Linked DNA regions of Mus musculus: region 2 is linked to region 1. Evidence: chromatin loops called from intact Hi-C (ENCODE). Cell type or tissue: left cerebral cortex. All regions are shown on one strand.

The links. Peaks named below come from ENCODE experiments on the same cell type or tissue, not always from the same donor. Only the 100,000 strongest peaks of a DNase experiment are listed, where the experiment ranks them.
Region 2: a loop joins it to region 1, with 2.4 times the contacts of the local background. A loop is called at or near these places in 6 of 42 quality-filtered maps.

Annotation. Positions count from the first base shown.
Region 1 is chr1:167,687,276-167,695,275 of GRCm38, forward strand. It overlaps Lmx1a (LIM homeobox transcription factor 1 alpha), which reads left to right and starts at 2,283. Exons shown (of 8, transcript NM_033652.5): 1 at 2,283-2,575; 2 at 4,706-4,892. The coding sequence starts at 2,500. In left cerebral cortex, no CTCF peak of the experiment used is centred here; a DNase peak (open chromatin) is centred at 4,898; H3K4me3 peaks cover 507 bases.
Region 2 is chr1:167,893,232-167,901,231 of GRCm38, forward strand. No RefSeq gene overlaps it. Among named protein-coding and RNA genes, the nearest start is that of Lmx1a, 210 kb to the left of the region's middle. In left cerebral cortex, a CTCF peak has its summit at 3,247 (motif pointing left); a DNase peak (open chromatin) is centred at 3,191.

The DNA of each region.
Region 1 (8,000 bases):
TACCTCACAGGTTTGTCATAGAGATCAAGCAAAACCATGAATATAGGAGCACCCTAAAAAGTTTAAAGCAGTATTCTAATATAGGGTATTAAACTCTCTGCCCTTTCCCCTTGTTCCTCTAAAGTCATATTCTGCGTTTGGCGTGTGCTTGCAGATAGAACACACTTAGGATGCTGCGGGTGGGCAGGGTGTGTGTGTGTGTGTGTGTGTGTGTGTGTCCCTAAGCACAGAAGAGCTTGTTGGACATAAGTTCAGGAAGAGATCTTTTCCTTGGTGAAGGGCACTAGGGAATACTTGCTTACATGGTATGTCTTCTGACCATGCTATAGCGCTGGATTACTGCCACCGAGTTCCTCGCAGTGTAGAAGTGAGGGTGCCCTAGAGAAGCCCATGGAATTGGACCTCCCAACGGTGTTCTGGAGAGCAGGCTAGAATTTCACGTGGACAGGTGTCCCATTTCCTTAGGGCAACCCGAACACTGAGACTATAATTTTCCCCACCTTAAAATTTAAAGATTAGATAAGTTGGCTACGGAATAAAGATTGGCACAAAATTAATGGTCGATAAAATGTTAGCCAACGCAATGATGTGTTTATTGAGTCACTTGGCCCCAGGCTTTTCTTGGAATAGAGGAGCAAGACCCTGTTCCTGCCTCTAGAGAGGCTGGAGGGCTGTCGCTGCAGAATGTTATGAATCACAGGGAATTAAAAACTGCCCCCAGGATCTTCTTTTCTAAGAAAAGTCCCCTTGGCTGACTTCTAGTCTAGCATCCAGCCAGCAGGATAGGATAGAGGGAGCCTGATTCAAGGTTTGGCCATGGGTCCCATTATTGCATTTCCCAGCAGTGAAGTAGTTTCAGCCAGAAACGGTGAGTTGAGTTTTAAGCCAAAACAAATTTGTAAGTTGCAGGAGCAAGTGGGTGAATGAAAATCCGAAGAGCTTGGAGCTTCTGGTGCCAGAGTTCACAAAGCAGAGAGGATTGGGGTTGGGGGCTCTAGGCGATCCCCGCGACCTCCAGGTGTCTGAGGTTAGTCATCACTTACGGTGCAGATCCGAGAGCAACCGGATCCCCATCCCGCCCGCGTGAAGTCTAGGTGGCACGGATCTCTGCCGAGTCTGGGGTGTAGCTCCCCCGGGGCAACCGTTCCACGTGGAGAGAAGGAAAAGTTTGGCGCGTCCGGGAGGTCCGGGCAGCAGACTGGAGCATCAGGCTGTAGCCTCGCGGTGGGTCGAGCAGCCAAGCCGGGGAAACAGAGCACCGCGGGCCCCGCCACGGGACGCGCTCCCAGGCCCCCGCCCTGCGCACCCCACCCCCTTCCCGGGCCGCGCACGCAGCCAGCGGCCACTGTCAGAAACCGCCCGAGCCGCCTCGAAGAAGGCAGGGCGGACTTTGCACCCAGGACCCTGGGCCTCCGGTTCCACCGCCGATCTTGGAGCAGCCGCCTGGTTTCCCCTTCCCGGCTGCAGAGCGGCGCGTGTTGGCGGGACGTCCCGAGGAGGATCGGCGGCTTGAGGCCACGGCCCGGCCCCACTCCGGCGCGCCGAGGAGCGGAATCGGGGGCCGGCGTTCGCTCCTGCTCTCTCCCGGGTGCGCCGGAGTCCGGGCGGCTGCTCTGGCTGCAGCCTAGGGGACGCCTCCTCCCTCCGCCAAAGCTGCCCGGCGTCTCCCGGCCACTTCGCGCTGCTCCGGACGCTGGGCGCGAGCTCGCCCATCAGGTAAGGAAGGCTGCGGGGATCCTTAGGCTCCGGCTCGGGCGGGCGTGTTTCTGAAAGTTGATTTGAAATGCATCCAAGAGTGAACCGGGCCAGTCGCGGCTCCTCCCCAAGGCGACTCCTTTGCTCCTGCAGACGTTCCCGGCACTGGCCGACCGGCGGGAGGACCTCCCCGCGCGCCCCGCACGCCTACTCCCGAGCGCCCCCCCCCCACCCCCCAAGCAGAGCGCTGCGCCAGGAGTACGGAAGCAGGCGGGACAGTCTCCGAGTCCCTTACTCTGCCTCTCTCTAAGACAGGTGAGGGTCGAAAGTGAGTGGTGGTGCCACTGGGATATCGGACCTGGTTGGTCCCGGCTTGGCCCTGGCTCTGAGAGCAGGCGTACCCCCACCCCATCACACAGAGTACCATAGTTCTAGTGGTGGGATCCCTAGGGGCCACATTAGTATAGGATGGGGCGGAGTCGGTCTTGGAATGGGAAACCTGGGGACAGGGGTGGGGGTGGGGGTTAGGAGAACGCAGTTAGGGGGCGGAGGCCTTAGCACATAACGCGTTGACTTCAAGTGAAATCAGAGCCGTCCGAGCAGTTCACGGTGGCTCTTCTCTCTCCTCCCACCTTACATTTCCCTTGTCTGGACTCTACCCTCTAGGCTCATTCTTGTCGCCCTGGACACTGCTTCTGTCCTGTCCCAGGAGAGTGGCAACTGAGGGTGCGGAGTCCCAACAGGCACGGGAAGCTAGACTCAACCGTTCCTCCGCTCTACAGGTCCTCCTGGCTCACCCCGAACATGTTGGACGGCCTGAAGATGGAGGAGAACTTTCAAAGTGCGATTGAGACCTCGGCATCTTTCTCCTCTTTGCTGGGTAAGTGTTCAACCGCATGCTCCCTAGAGCATCCTCCTTCTGCCGGGGCCGGGAGCTCAGTACGTCAGGTCTCTGATACTGGGTTAAGCGACCAGACTAGCACCCTCTTCGCGCGCACACAGAGGTGCCCACAATCTCTGTCTTTCCGTGTCCATCAGTCCTTTTGAGTCGTCCCTACCTAAATACAACCATCAAGCCTCCCCAGGCTTCACGAGTTCAACATCGAATTCCCCAAAGCCTTGAGGGGCGGGCGAGCATGTTCACAAGGCATTTGAGTGGCAAGTGATTAATAATACCCAGGGCTGGATTTTTAATCACGGAGCTGATCGACGGCTCATAAATGCCACCGGTTTCTCAGAGGCCTGTGTCCTAGCATGAGAGATCCGAGGCCCAGAGCGCCCAGGTTCTTCTCTTCCCCCACCAACTGCAGCCCCAATTTTAGTATTGGGCATGGCCGAGAGGCTTTTCCGGGCTGGTGGGCAGCGCTGCGCTGGGATTAGCTTGCACGGCGGGGCCCTTGCCTGGTCTTTAATTAACTGAAGCCGGACCCCTGTTCCGCAAGCTTGGTATCCCTCTACCCCCAACCCAGCCACTTCGAAGGAGCAGAGAATAGAGAGATCCAAAGAGTCATACCCATGGGTCTTTCAGAGTTCAGGCTTGTTTTGCCAGTGTCTCTTCAACTCTCCCTTTGGAATTTTCAAGTTTGGAGAAAAAAATGTTTTGTTTTGTTTTGTTTTTAAATTTTCTTTCTTCCTGTGTTTCTTCCCGCTTCTTTCTGAAGGAGAGATTTTTCTTTTATTTAAACCTCTTGCCTCTTTCTCTAACTTTAGAACCAATAGAGTGGGGCTGAAAAAATTTCGATTATAGAAACCATGTCCAGAGAGAAATCGCCCACTCCACCCCAACAGTTCAGAGGAAACGAAATTACAAAACCCATGCCCTCTTCTTTCAACCTCCCTTTCGAAATTGTCAGGATTTTCTCCCCAGAGCAAGAAGGAAGACGCAGGCTAGAGCCTGTGTGCGGACTCAGGCACACTGGGTTTGGTTCTCTGCACCATGAGACCCGCGACCCATCCTATGGTTTGTCCCAACCATAGGATGGGGTGCTGAGACCAAGACAACAGAAATTTACAATTGAGAACGACCACTTTCTCCCCAGGCCTTCTTGCTGGCTTCCCACCACACAAAACGACCTGTCCAGCTTACAAAGCAGAAAGTGAGATTAGTGTAGTGGTATGGAGAAGGATCGTCCCTTTGGGACATCACAGACAAGAGTGTTCTTGTGGGACAAGGGCTTCTTTAAACGGTTGTGAAAATTGTCAACAAAGGCGGCCAAGTATTTCTCCCTTGCTTGTTGGGGGCAAGGGGGGGGGCTGGAACAAGACCCGAAGGGAAAAAGTCAAAAAGGTCAAAGGGTAGGGCAGAGAAGATTCTCTGACTGAGCTAAGAGGTTTGTTGCTCCAATCAGCGCTTCTGAGCGCAGAAGATCTAGAATTCTCTGGCCAGCACCCTTCTCAGGGTCTCTGCGCTCAGCTATTATTTTTCCCCATCTTGACGTTTCCTAATTATGAAAAGCCACCTGCAATTTTCACGCCAAACAAGACATAGGAGAGATTCACTAGTTTGCACAGTACTGAGCTCACGTAGGGAGAGATGGTATTTTTCTGCCCCCGCAGGCCGCCTTTTATGAAGAAAACAGAAAATGATAATTTTCCTTAAAAAAATAGAACTCAGTTGCAAGCAAATTATTATCGATCATTTAAAAGTAGTCAAAGGACACAAATACAGTGATTTAATGATTAATGACGACTTGAGAGTCCTGGGAGCACAAATTTATATGTAATCTAATTTAAAGGCGTAGTGAAAGCTCGCAATATACCTGGATCTGTCTAATAACTAAGACCATTTATTGACTTCAGCCCCCTCCCTCGCTAAAATTTATACCTTGCTACTTAGTCTTTATGTATTAGTAACGTCATCGTCACTTGGTTTGATTTTTCGGAATATCTGATCATCAGAGGAGCTTCCTGAGGGTGCAAGGCCCAGGGTGGGTCTAATCCTATCGAGAGCAGGTTTGGCTGGGGTTAGCTTGCCGGTGTGGCTCACCGGCAACATCTGTTGCTGTTGTAGGCAGAGCGGTGAGCCCCAAGTCTGTCTGCGAGGGCTGTCAGCGGGTCATCTCGGACAGGTTTCTGCTGCGGCTCAACGACAGCTTCTGGCACGAGCAATGCGTGCAGTGTGCCTCCTGCAAAGAGCCCCTGGAGACCACCTGCTTCTACCGGGACAAGAAGCTCTACTGCAAGTACCACTACGAGAAGTAAGTGCCTGCTTCGCCGGAGCGCGCCCACTCACCTCCACGGGTGTGCGCTGGGGACCGTGTCCTCCTGCACCCTCTTCGAGGAGGCACTCGCAGGAAAGGCCAGTAAATCTCGCGCATCCGCGTTCGGTACACTCCCCGGGTTGCGGGAAGTCCATCCGTATGCACAACTTGGGGCCCGGGAGAGCCGCAATGCGGGGTTTTTGGTTTTGTTTTTGTTTTGCCGCGAACATATTTTCAAATCATTCCAAGTTCATCAACCCGGGCCAGGGCATTCACAGAGATCACTTTGCCGGGGAGCGGGGAGCTAGCGACTAGCGACCCTTTTTTTCCATTTCATCTTTCTCAAGGGTTTGCATGGCTCTGGAGTTTGTGCCCATCAGTAAGGATCGGGTGGTTTCTGTCCCGTGGGCACATTTTTTTTTTCTCCTGGGCTTGATCAAATCAGGTTTGGAAATGACCTTTTTTGCCCTGCACCCTTGTTTGGCGTTTCCAGTAACCCCCTCTTCGGGTTTTCAGGAGTTCGTAGGCTAGAGGGAAACTGTTCTGCAGAGCGTCTCCACCCTGTTCTAGACTAGGGAAGTTATCTGACAGGACGCATGTTCGATGCTCATATCAGCATGCAGAACTGGGAGGCAGGTAATGAAGAGAGCGAGCGGTTCTTTTCCCAATCTGGATTTCTGAAATACCCTTGGGATTGTGGTGTGTGTGGTAGGATGCCCTTATTGTCAGAAGACTGGCCAGGAGGAGCCCTGCGGAAGTAAGGAGAGGAAGCTGTCTTGCATTTCAACACTGGCCAATTCATAGGGACATTGGATTCCTAGGATTGTGGAGGGCTAGCCAGAAAGAAAAATGGCTCAGAGCTCTTCTGTTTTTGTGCGCAAGGGCTGGCATATGTTGATTGTGTGTGCATGCATGCGTGTGTGTGTGTGTGTGTGTGTGTGTGTGTGTGTGTGTGTGTGTACACGGAGGAAATGCAGCCCCTTTCACTCCACTATGTGGAGAGAGGCTGAGGAAGGTCAGCGTGTGCCTGTGCCTGTGCCTGTGACGACGACGCACAGTGAAAAGAAGTGCAAAGGAGGGTTGGCTATCAAAACAAAAAACACAGGGGAAAGGAAGAACAGAGGAAAAAAAAATGGACCAAGTTAGACGCAGCAGCCACCACCACCCTCTCTGCTACTCAGTCCTCCTGCTCCGACATAAAATGCCTGACTTTTACCTCCGTGTGGAGAGACCACCAGGTCTTCCTGTTGTCTCAGAAGTGCTTTACATTTTTTTCAGAACCTAAAAAAACCAAAACCCCCCAAAACTAACAAAATCAAAAACAAAAAAACAACAAAAGCAAAAACAAATCAAAATAAAACATGCTTGCATTTATGTGAGTTGTACAATACAGAAATCAGCAAAGAAGCAAAACTCCCCCTGATCTTTATGGTAAACAATTTTGAAAGAAAAAAAAAATACTGCTGTCTGTGCTGGCTTGTCTGCTTGTAGCCCCCGAGTCCGGGTAAAAACTGTGATTTTTAGGTAATTAAGCGGATTTGGTCTATACAACGTCAAGTAGACAAAGCCTGGTGACTGCTCGCTTCCCCCCCCCCCCTGCTTTTCATGGCCGGTTTTGGTATTGTGTGAGCCCAATCTTTATCTTTCTGCTTATAGATTAGAGAAAGGTCCACATCCTTCAGGCACAACACTGGCAAATTCAAACGTATTGGAGCTTAGGGAAGGATTTGGCTTGTGATTTTTCTATTCTGTTTGTTAAAAAAAGAAAATCAGGAATCAAAGAAGGCTCAAGGGTCAACACAGCTGTCTGGCCAGTCAAATCTTCTTTAAGGAAGTCAGGCTGTGTCAAGAGGAGAAGAAACAGTTGCCTTAGAGTGCTTAACAGAACAGTATCCCTTCCATTGCAGCCCTCCAGGTTTGGGCTTATTAGCCGAGAGGGTCAGTTCTCCCCTCACAAAGCTATTTCTGCGAAGAGAAAATTGCAGGGATCAACTTGCCAGCTGTTGGTCAAAATCAAGATTTTATAGAGGGTGTGAGCTACATTGTTCAAAGACCTGTTAGTGTGATGCTGAAAGGGTTTTTTTTTTAATTTTAATTTAAAAATATTTACGGGCACATGGATATCCAAGATCAGCTTGCTTGGACTGCTCAGCTCTGAGCACAGTTTCAGAGCAAGCATGCTCGCAGCCTGTCAGTGGAGGCTGTTTTAGATTCATTTATTCCTCCCTTAAATTCCATCTCTCCTCTCTTCCCCCTCTCAGTCCCGTCTTCTCTCAGCAAACCAGCATTTTAATGTCCTCAATACTCTTAAGACACTTGATGTAGGAGGGAGTGAAGAGATGATTTCTTCTTTCTCTCTCTCTCTCTCTCTCTCTCTCTCTCTCTCTCTCTCTCTCTCTCTCTCTCTCTCCCTTCCTTCCTTCCTTCCTTCCTTCCTTCCTTTCTTTCTTTCTTTCTTTCTTTCTTTCTTTCTTTAAGTTGGGCTCAGGAAAAATTCCTTTATTCAACAGGCTTTTATGGAGCTTCTACACGTAAAACCCTGGTTGTGACGAGGAAAATCATTGGAAAATTCTTGGAGCTCGATGGCAGGCGGCTTCTAGCCTGGCACGTTTCCCATCTATTTTACCCAGACTAGCAAGGGCTTCCTGAAAAGGTTTCTCCACTTACACAGGACTAGGTATCTGCTAGAAGCTATCTGGAATGGCCACATGTTAATCCTGGAGGGTACAGCTCAACTTGGGGGCAATAGTCATGAAACTCACAGAAATTGCTTCCCCTCTTACTGCAATGGAAACCCCTCTCCCTGGATGTGTTTCCTCCACACTAAGGTCCCAGACAAGGTAAAGGGAGAGGGAAAATAAGATGTGTGTTAGATGCTAAGAGCCATGGTGGTTCATTATAGGCACTTGATAGAAAAGGGATCAGACAGTACTTTGATCCCTCAAATCTGTAAAGTGTAAGTGCTGTTTCTACATAAAGAAATGAATGAATGCATTGCACTCTCTGGTGACTGCCATGAGCACAGTTTTAGCAGCAGAGGTTATCACATTTATTTCTGCCATGTGTGTGCATTTCTGGATCATTGGAAGGTCTAGATTTGTATTT
Region 2 (8,000 bases), 210 kb after region 1:
CTACAGTGTTTTCTAAGTTTATGGGGATGAATGAGAACCTAGTGTCCTGGCCCCATGTTCAGGACACTTTCTATCATAACTCATTGAGCTGTTGCTCAAGATGTAATGCAGTGTTCAGCGGTAATATGACCAATTCAAAGAAACGCACTGGAGCAGTCTACCCTGAGGAAGATGAGCGGACTCAAGAGTGAGGCTCTATGTGCTGAATCTAATTCTACATGCCACATTTCCCAAACAAAGTTTCTCGTGTTTCAGTTTCCCAGAAAGATGACTGCAGTTACGTGGGAAAGAAAACTTACCTATTTCCACTCACTGGGCCAGCACCAGCCACTGGAGGTCACGTGGCTTTAATTTGTATGGAGACACTGCAGGAACCCAGAGCAAAGCTGTTGAGTGGATACATTAATAAAAGAAAGTGAACCCATGAATGAACCCTTGAGTTACACAAAGCTAAGTGGGTTCTTTGTATCAAGTTCCCCAGAAACGAATTCTTGGTGAGGACTTTATAAATGTATAAAAGAAAAGCTTCCCCCACAGAAGCCAGAAGAACAAAGACAGGGAAAGCAAAAGCCAAGACAGAGCAAGTTGTTGTTGTTGTTGTTGTTGTTGTTGTTGTTGTTGGTGGTGGTGGTGGTGGTGGTGGTGGTGGTGGTAGGGACTCTGAGCCTTAAAGTACATTACAGGCTTGAACCACGTCAAGGCAAGGGTCTTAGTATACAAGACCCTCTTGGCATGAGCTTCCTAGAGCTGTGAGCTCTTAAGTCTCTTAGGCTTTCTGGGCACTTGGCACTTCTGCGAGGGGTATGGAGGCTTGGGGCTGGTAGGAAGAAGTGTGAGGTCCCCCAAAAACCAGCTACTCACTAGCAATTCTTGCTTCTCCAAGTATTTAGTATGTACACCCGTAAGGGACCCCAAATCAAATGCTCAGTGTTTGAAAAGATTAAAAGCTTTTGGCACATTTGTTTTGCTTTCATGGTTTCCCAAACCAGTATGTATGCATCTCTGTCTGTCTGTGTGCATCTCTGTGTGTCCGTATGTGTGTGTGTCTGTAATGTGTGTATCTGTATATCTGCGTGTATGTGTGTGTGCTTCTACTGTATATGTATGAAACACTGCTTCCATTTGGCTCTTATGTAAATATCTTAAGGAGATGTGATATTGTGTAAATGGGTGTAAGTTTGGCCATAATTCTCTGAGTTCTAGCACATTCTTGCTGCTTGTCTTGTATGTCAGTGATTTTAGATAGTGTGTGAGTGTGTGTGTGTGTGTGTGTGTGTGTGTGTGTGTGTGTATGTGTGTGTGTGTGTATGTGTGTGTGTGTGTCTGTGTGTGTGTGTCTGTGTGTGTGTGTCTGTGTGTGTGTGTGTGTCTGTGTGTGTGTGTGTGTGTGTGTGTGTGTGTGTGTGTGTGTGTGTGTGTGTGTGTGTGGTGTGTCTGGAACCTAAGTTCTCACTCATGGTGGACAAACGTTCTACCAAACAGCTCTGGCCCCAGCCACATATGCTTTTAAGAATGGGAAGCATTTAATGTCCCTTGGGTCAAATAAGAGGGAATCTTTTATAAAAAACAAAAAACAAAACAAAACCAAAAAAACCTTCTGTGTCATTTTGGTCTTGTGCTCCAGGGATCTGAAACATAGGTAGAACATCTGAATTAGTAACATGAAATGTACACGTCTCCCAAAACTTGTAAAAATTACGAAGAATTCAGAGAATCAGCTTTAAACACTTTCTTTCAAAATCCAGCAGAATCATAAATTCCATCACCTTTCCATCATTAGCAGCTAATAGCTAAGGCCAGGGACAGCTAAGGCCAGGGACAGCTAAGGCCAGGGACAGCTAAGACCAGGGATAGCTAAGGCCAGGGATAGCTAAGGCAAGGAATGCATTTTGGCTGCTTTTTCCAAAGAGCTGAAAATTTAGAAAGAATGCTCTAAATTTAAAGTAATTCCGTCTCAGGGCTGGGAATGGAAGTAAAAAGAAGCAGGGGTGAGAAAGGAAGGGGGACCTTTTATCCACGTCTCTGGGGCCAAATAGCTGGTCCATCATCCCTGAAGACCCGCAGGAATTGGTCCTCAAAAACTAAGGCAACTACTTAATTATATTTACTTTCAGTGACGGGGATTGACCTTAGTGCCAAAAGCATGCTAGGTCTCTGCTCTCTTTTGTTTATTTATTTATTTTTTAAATTGTAAGTAGGGTCTCACTTAAGTTGCTCTTGAACTCACTCTATAGCCCACGCAGGCCTTGAACTTGTGATCCTCCTGTCTGAGCCTCCAGAGTAGCGAGGATTGCTGAGTTTATGTTTTTTGACCTGAAAAATTTCTGAATTCAGATGAGAAGGAAATGCATCTTAGTTCCCCAAATACCAAGTGGTAGAGTAAGCCACTGAGTCCTATCGGATGGAATTCTGCAGATACAGAGCTGAGCTGGCCGACTGGATTTTCTTCATTTGTATTAGCAGCACAGCCAGAGCCACTCCGAACCCCTGTTCATCTCTCTGGTTGCAATAACCTTTTGAAGTGATTCTGAAAAATCCAACAGTGTACATGTTCTTGCTGGCCAAAGTCCCAGAAGAGATGATGGTTTTCAAATGTTTTCATTGTGTGTTGGAGTTAGTTCCTGTCCTGTAAGCAGACAATTGGCTCCGTGAGCTGATCTGCTTTCATTAGAGCTCTACCACTTGGAAGTCCAGAGTTTGAATTTACCCTGAATATTTAGTGGTGGCACAGGCCATTGGCCATGAAGCCATCAGTGACAGCTTTGAGGAAAAGGAGCCAATAACAAAGCCGGAAGGCAGAGACAGGGACCCCCAGCCCAAAGCCATTCGTCTTTACTTGATTTATTTCCATGCATCTTTCCACATGTGCGTGTGTGTGTGTGTGTGTGTGTGTGTGTGTGTGTGTGTTCGCGCGTGCGTGCGTGCACATTGTGCACATCTTTCTCTGCAGCATGTATCTCTCTTTCTCAGTGTCCTAGAATAGACTGAACTACTTCAGTTTAAACTTCCTGTGCACTCAACAATTCCTATTCGGTTGGGAACCTACATAGTCAAGAAAGAAAATTTCCACAAACCAAGAGCCATCCCACAGATGAGAGTGCTATGCTATATTATATCACAGCAGTGTTTGCTTTTAGACACTGGCTTTAGCACTAACTCAGCTCAGGATGCTAAAAATAATAGAAACCCTTAGCCGCCTCCTCCTCTGGTCAGTTTTCCATTTTCGGGTGTGTAGACTGCCCTCTAGTGGGCATCTATTGCAAATGTGGAGCCGAGTATGCTTGCTCCCCAAAGAAGACCAGGATTTATAAGACTGAACACAGAGCCTTTATCAAGTACCAGGCCGGGATGAACCAAGACCGTCTCTTGACATTTACTCCTCGTTCTGGTAAGTTGGTGTTCTCCAGTAGATTTTCTACAGTGATGTGAACACTCAGGTTCTGTGTCACCCGATATGTATTTCACTACGTCCTGAGGATTCAGGTTGGCTAGAGAGAATGAGGGAGGGGATTTATTTCACAAGAGGGAGCATTAAGCATCTGAGATCACACAGTGGTGCGGTGGTCCAGCAGTGAGTAGTCTCTTTCCACTGCTGTGCAATGGAGTCTTGGTCAAGTCCATGTTTTAATCACTTCCAAAGAAAACCCTAGGGCTCTTAAATCGTCACTCCTCACTTTCAGCTTCAGGTCAGTTCCTGGAAACCACCGATCTATATCTGGTCTCTCTGGCATATCTACTCAGGAAAATCTATATAAACGGAATAATCTGTGATGTGACCTCATGCATCTGGTTCACTTACCATTATATTTCACGTCTGTTCCCCCACCACCACCACCACACACACACACACACACACACACACACACACACACACACACACTGTAGCAAGTACCAATGCCTATCCCTCCTTGGCTGCGTATTTTTGTTTATGGGTGTAGTACATTCTGTCAGTTCATTCATTTAGTGATGGAAACTTGAGTCCTTTCCAGGGTTGGCTTATGTGACTAGTGAACTATGGACGTCCATGCATAGGAATCTGTTCCAGCACCCGTTGTCGTTCTTTTGAATTGAAATCCACATTGGAGTGGACTTGCTGGTATGTGTAAATGTCTTTTTCTTTAGGAGGATCCACCAAGCCTTTTTCTAATAAACTGAATATTTTACTTTCTACCGTTTTAAGTTCTTTTAAGTTCATTTATAAGTGTGTGTGTGTGTGTGTGTGTGTGTGTGTGTGTGTGTGTGTGTACTTACCTGAGTTTGTGTACCATGTGCGTGCAGTGGCAAGAAGAGGGAGCTGAATTTCCTAGAGCTATAGTTACACGTGGTTGTGAGCCACTATGTGGGTGCTGGGAACGGAAACCAGGTCTTCTGCAAGAGCACCAAGTGCTTAATCCCAGAGCCGCCTTTCTAGCGTCTTTTCTACCACTTCAACTAATGTCTACATTGCGATCAGACCCAAGGACTCAAAAGCACCCTGATTCTGTCTAAGGACTTGTTCTGGAGAAATGGCAGTAGAAGCCAGGCATCATGTAGCAACGTTGGATTTTTTTTTTTCCTGAGAGGTCCTGAGAGGCCATTGTGTGAAGCAGTACATGTGGAGGCTTAGCTTGTAATAGAGACTTGGGATGCTGGAGATGTTGAAATGGAAATATCTTCTGATTGTAGGCACCAAGTATAACCTGCCCAAGAGAAAGACCATGTGTGCCCGCCAGGAAGCATGGCTTTAACAAGCTCAATAAAACCCATGGGAGCTCACATCAGGCCAGCACAAGTCCAGGATATTGCCACCGAGCTAAGAACCTGGGTTTCCCCTACTAGATTGTCTGGTCTTGCTCGAATCTGATGTACCCTCATTGTTCTCTTTAGGGACAGGTGTGTCTATTCTGTGCATTATGTATTAAAGTATGTAATGTAATAGAAAATTACAGGGGCTGGAAAGATGGCTCAGCTGTTAAGAGCACTGACTGTTCTTCCAGAGGTCCTGAGTTCAAGTCCCAGCAACCACATGGTGGCTCACAACCATCTGTAATGGGATCTGATACCCTCCTCTGGTATGTCTGAAGACAGCTACGGTATACTCATATACATAAAATAAATAAATCTTTAAAAAGAGAGAGAGAAAATTACAGGATCCCACAGCTAAGAGTTTTCATTGAGTCTCAAGAGACATTGGACTCTATTTGAAGTGGAGCCTTGATACATCATATATGACCTGTGTTATGATCACAAGTGCTTAAAATAGAACATTAAGTTTTGAGGAAGCATCTTGCTCATGGCGGGTTCGTTCACTCTTTCTCCCAGGTTCCTTATATTCTTCTCCCCTGAAGCAACACATTCCCATTCTCTCTGTTCTCTGAATGCTTTCTTGCATTTTAATTTATTTATTTGTGTGTGTGTATGTCTGCACCTGTGTGTATGCACCTATGAGTGTATGCACATGTGTGGGTGGGTGGGTGTGTGCTTATACATGTTCACGCACATGCCATGGCCCATGTGTGTAGGTCCAAGAGCAATTTGGGAAACATGCATCCTGGGTAATCAAACTCAGGTCCTCAGATGTGACAGCAAGCGCTGGCCCTCGTTGGATGGTTGGATGCGAGAGTCTGGGGTATTGCTGAGATACTATTTGTTGACATAGAAATGCACATGCTTTTCACAATTAGATGGTACCACAATTAGATGCTGAGAGGTTATCTGATTATGTGAAATCTGGCTGGTGGGAAAGGATGACTTTTTCTGAAACATATTCATTCTCACACTTTTATCAAGTGAATCACTCTGAAGGTGATGCAGTACTTACAGGAGGCAGAAGTTGCATGTTATTCCCCAGTAATCAATACTCAAAAGAGATAAGACCACATTAGACACATACTAATTCATTTTACTGTCCTCATGAGGACTGATTTGCATTCTTGAGGCTCTATCATTTTTTGGCACTTAGACCCACCTTGACCCAATGATTACCCAAGGACTCGTAACCTTTCGATTGACAAGATGGTTGTACGTGAAAGGGTGTTGCTTTACTTACTGTTCCCTACAGTAGCGGGCTCGGGTCCTCTCGGAGCCTTAGAGCCTGTGGCTGAGGCTGATAATTAGGCTTAATAATAAGGTTGGCTTAGGGGTTGGATAGCCAAATATGCAATCTGGAGAGTTCAAAAATTCACCGAGTGGCTGCCTCTCTGTTCTTCATTCCTGAATCAGCTTTCTCGGGTTACTGTCCTTTCGACCAAACAAAGTCATAATCACAGGGAAAGGATTTCAACCACACATCTGCTGGAGAACAAGCAAGACCATTCTATCCACCTGCATAATCAAAGCAGCTCCTAAATTACACAGGGCACAGTGATGACCTGGAATCCAACTACTGGAGCCATCATGCTGGAGGTCCATAACCCTTGGGGGCGGGGGGGAACCCAGAGTGACAGGAAAGATGCATTATGGGATGTGCTTAGGCCTCATCACCACCTCCTCACTCAGCTCAGAGACCCAGGTCAGAGCAGGTCTTTGCTCAGATGGACCCAAACCCAGGGCAGAAGGAGCGAGTGTTAAAGGAGAAGCAAGCAGGATGGTGATGTTTCTATGGGACACTCCACAGCTAAAGTTCAAATCGACCTCTGCACTGGAGTTCCCTGGTGATTCCCTATTGATATAATGATGATTGATATGTTTCCCTTCACAAAAAGAAGAGCTATGCAAATAGATTGTTTAGTGAGCACTGGGATCCTAGCTGTTTCCTCCCCCTATCTCCTTGCAGAGTAGCCATGGCTGGATTTAATGTAGGGTACATTTTTTCGAGAGAACTCTATTTTTATGGCTTCCCCTTCACCTTCTAGAACCTGACTCCTGTGTTCTGGAAGAAGGGCAACCCACAGTTTTGGCGCTGATAGATATATCTTTCTCCGTGGTTTTCTGCCCAGTGAGACTTGCTTATCCCCCTACCCATGAGTGGTGCAGGCTGTAAGACTGTGGAGTCATGACTCAGGGAAGCATCCCAGCATGGAGGACGTTGGTACCTACACAGACGGAACCGGGTAGATGTTATAGCTGGACAGTTTGGAGAATGAAATGAAGATGATGACAAACTGATCTTTTCTTCCTGGGTGACCTGGTGGCCACAGTGTGGGAACTTCACACATGGGCTCAGGCCAACCTCTGACCACATCTTTGCTATCTCTTCCACCATTCTCTCTCCATCCTATCCTGGCCCTCTCTTTCTTCTCCTTCTTCTGCACTTCTCTCCCCTATCCACACCCCCCATCTCTCTCCTCCCCTTACTCCATCTTTTCTTTTTGTTCCTTCCTTCATCTAGACATTCTTTCATCCAGTCTTCACGCATGGTCCATCGGAGAGCAGAAGCGTGGTAGGCAGCCTTACATGGCCACAGAGAGCAGCACCAAGCTGCCCATCAAGCCGTCTGCCCTGTTTATTTCTCTTCCCTTCCTTTTATTTTCCTTACCCTTCTCACCTAGATTTGTGGTCCTAGAGATTGAAGCTAAGGCCATGTGGATGCTAGGTAGGTGCTGTATCCCTGGTTTACAGTCTTTCCCATTTTGAGATGGAGTTTAGGTATTCGGCCAAGGCTGTCCTGAAGTTTAGAAGGGCTCTAAACTCTCAATCTTCCCTCCCTCAAGTTTGTGAGTGCTGAAATTACAGGTGTGCACCACCAAGCCCAGCTTTCCCATGTCCTTTTCTTCTTATCTTTGTGTGTGTGTGCACATGTAAAGGCCAGAGGTTGATAGCAGTGCTTTCTTCTATTGCTCTTAGTCTGGTTTTTATGCAAATGCTGAGGTTTGAACTCAGGACTTTGTGCACAGCAAGTGCTTTACCTAATGAATGATCATCTCTGCTTCAGCCACCGTGCAGCTCCGGGAAACTTTTTTCTAAGAAGTGCATCCAAGGGGATCCAGCCTTCACTGTGTCTGTACTTTTCTTATTTGGGACTCAGTCCCAACTGTTTCTGTTTGTGTGTACTTACCTGGTTGCATGGGCTCTTTCTACAG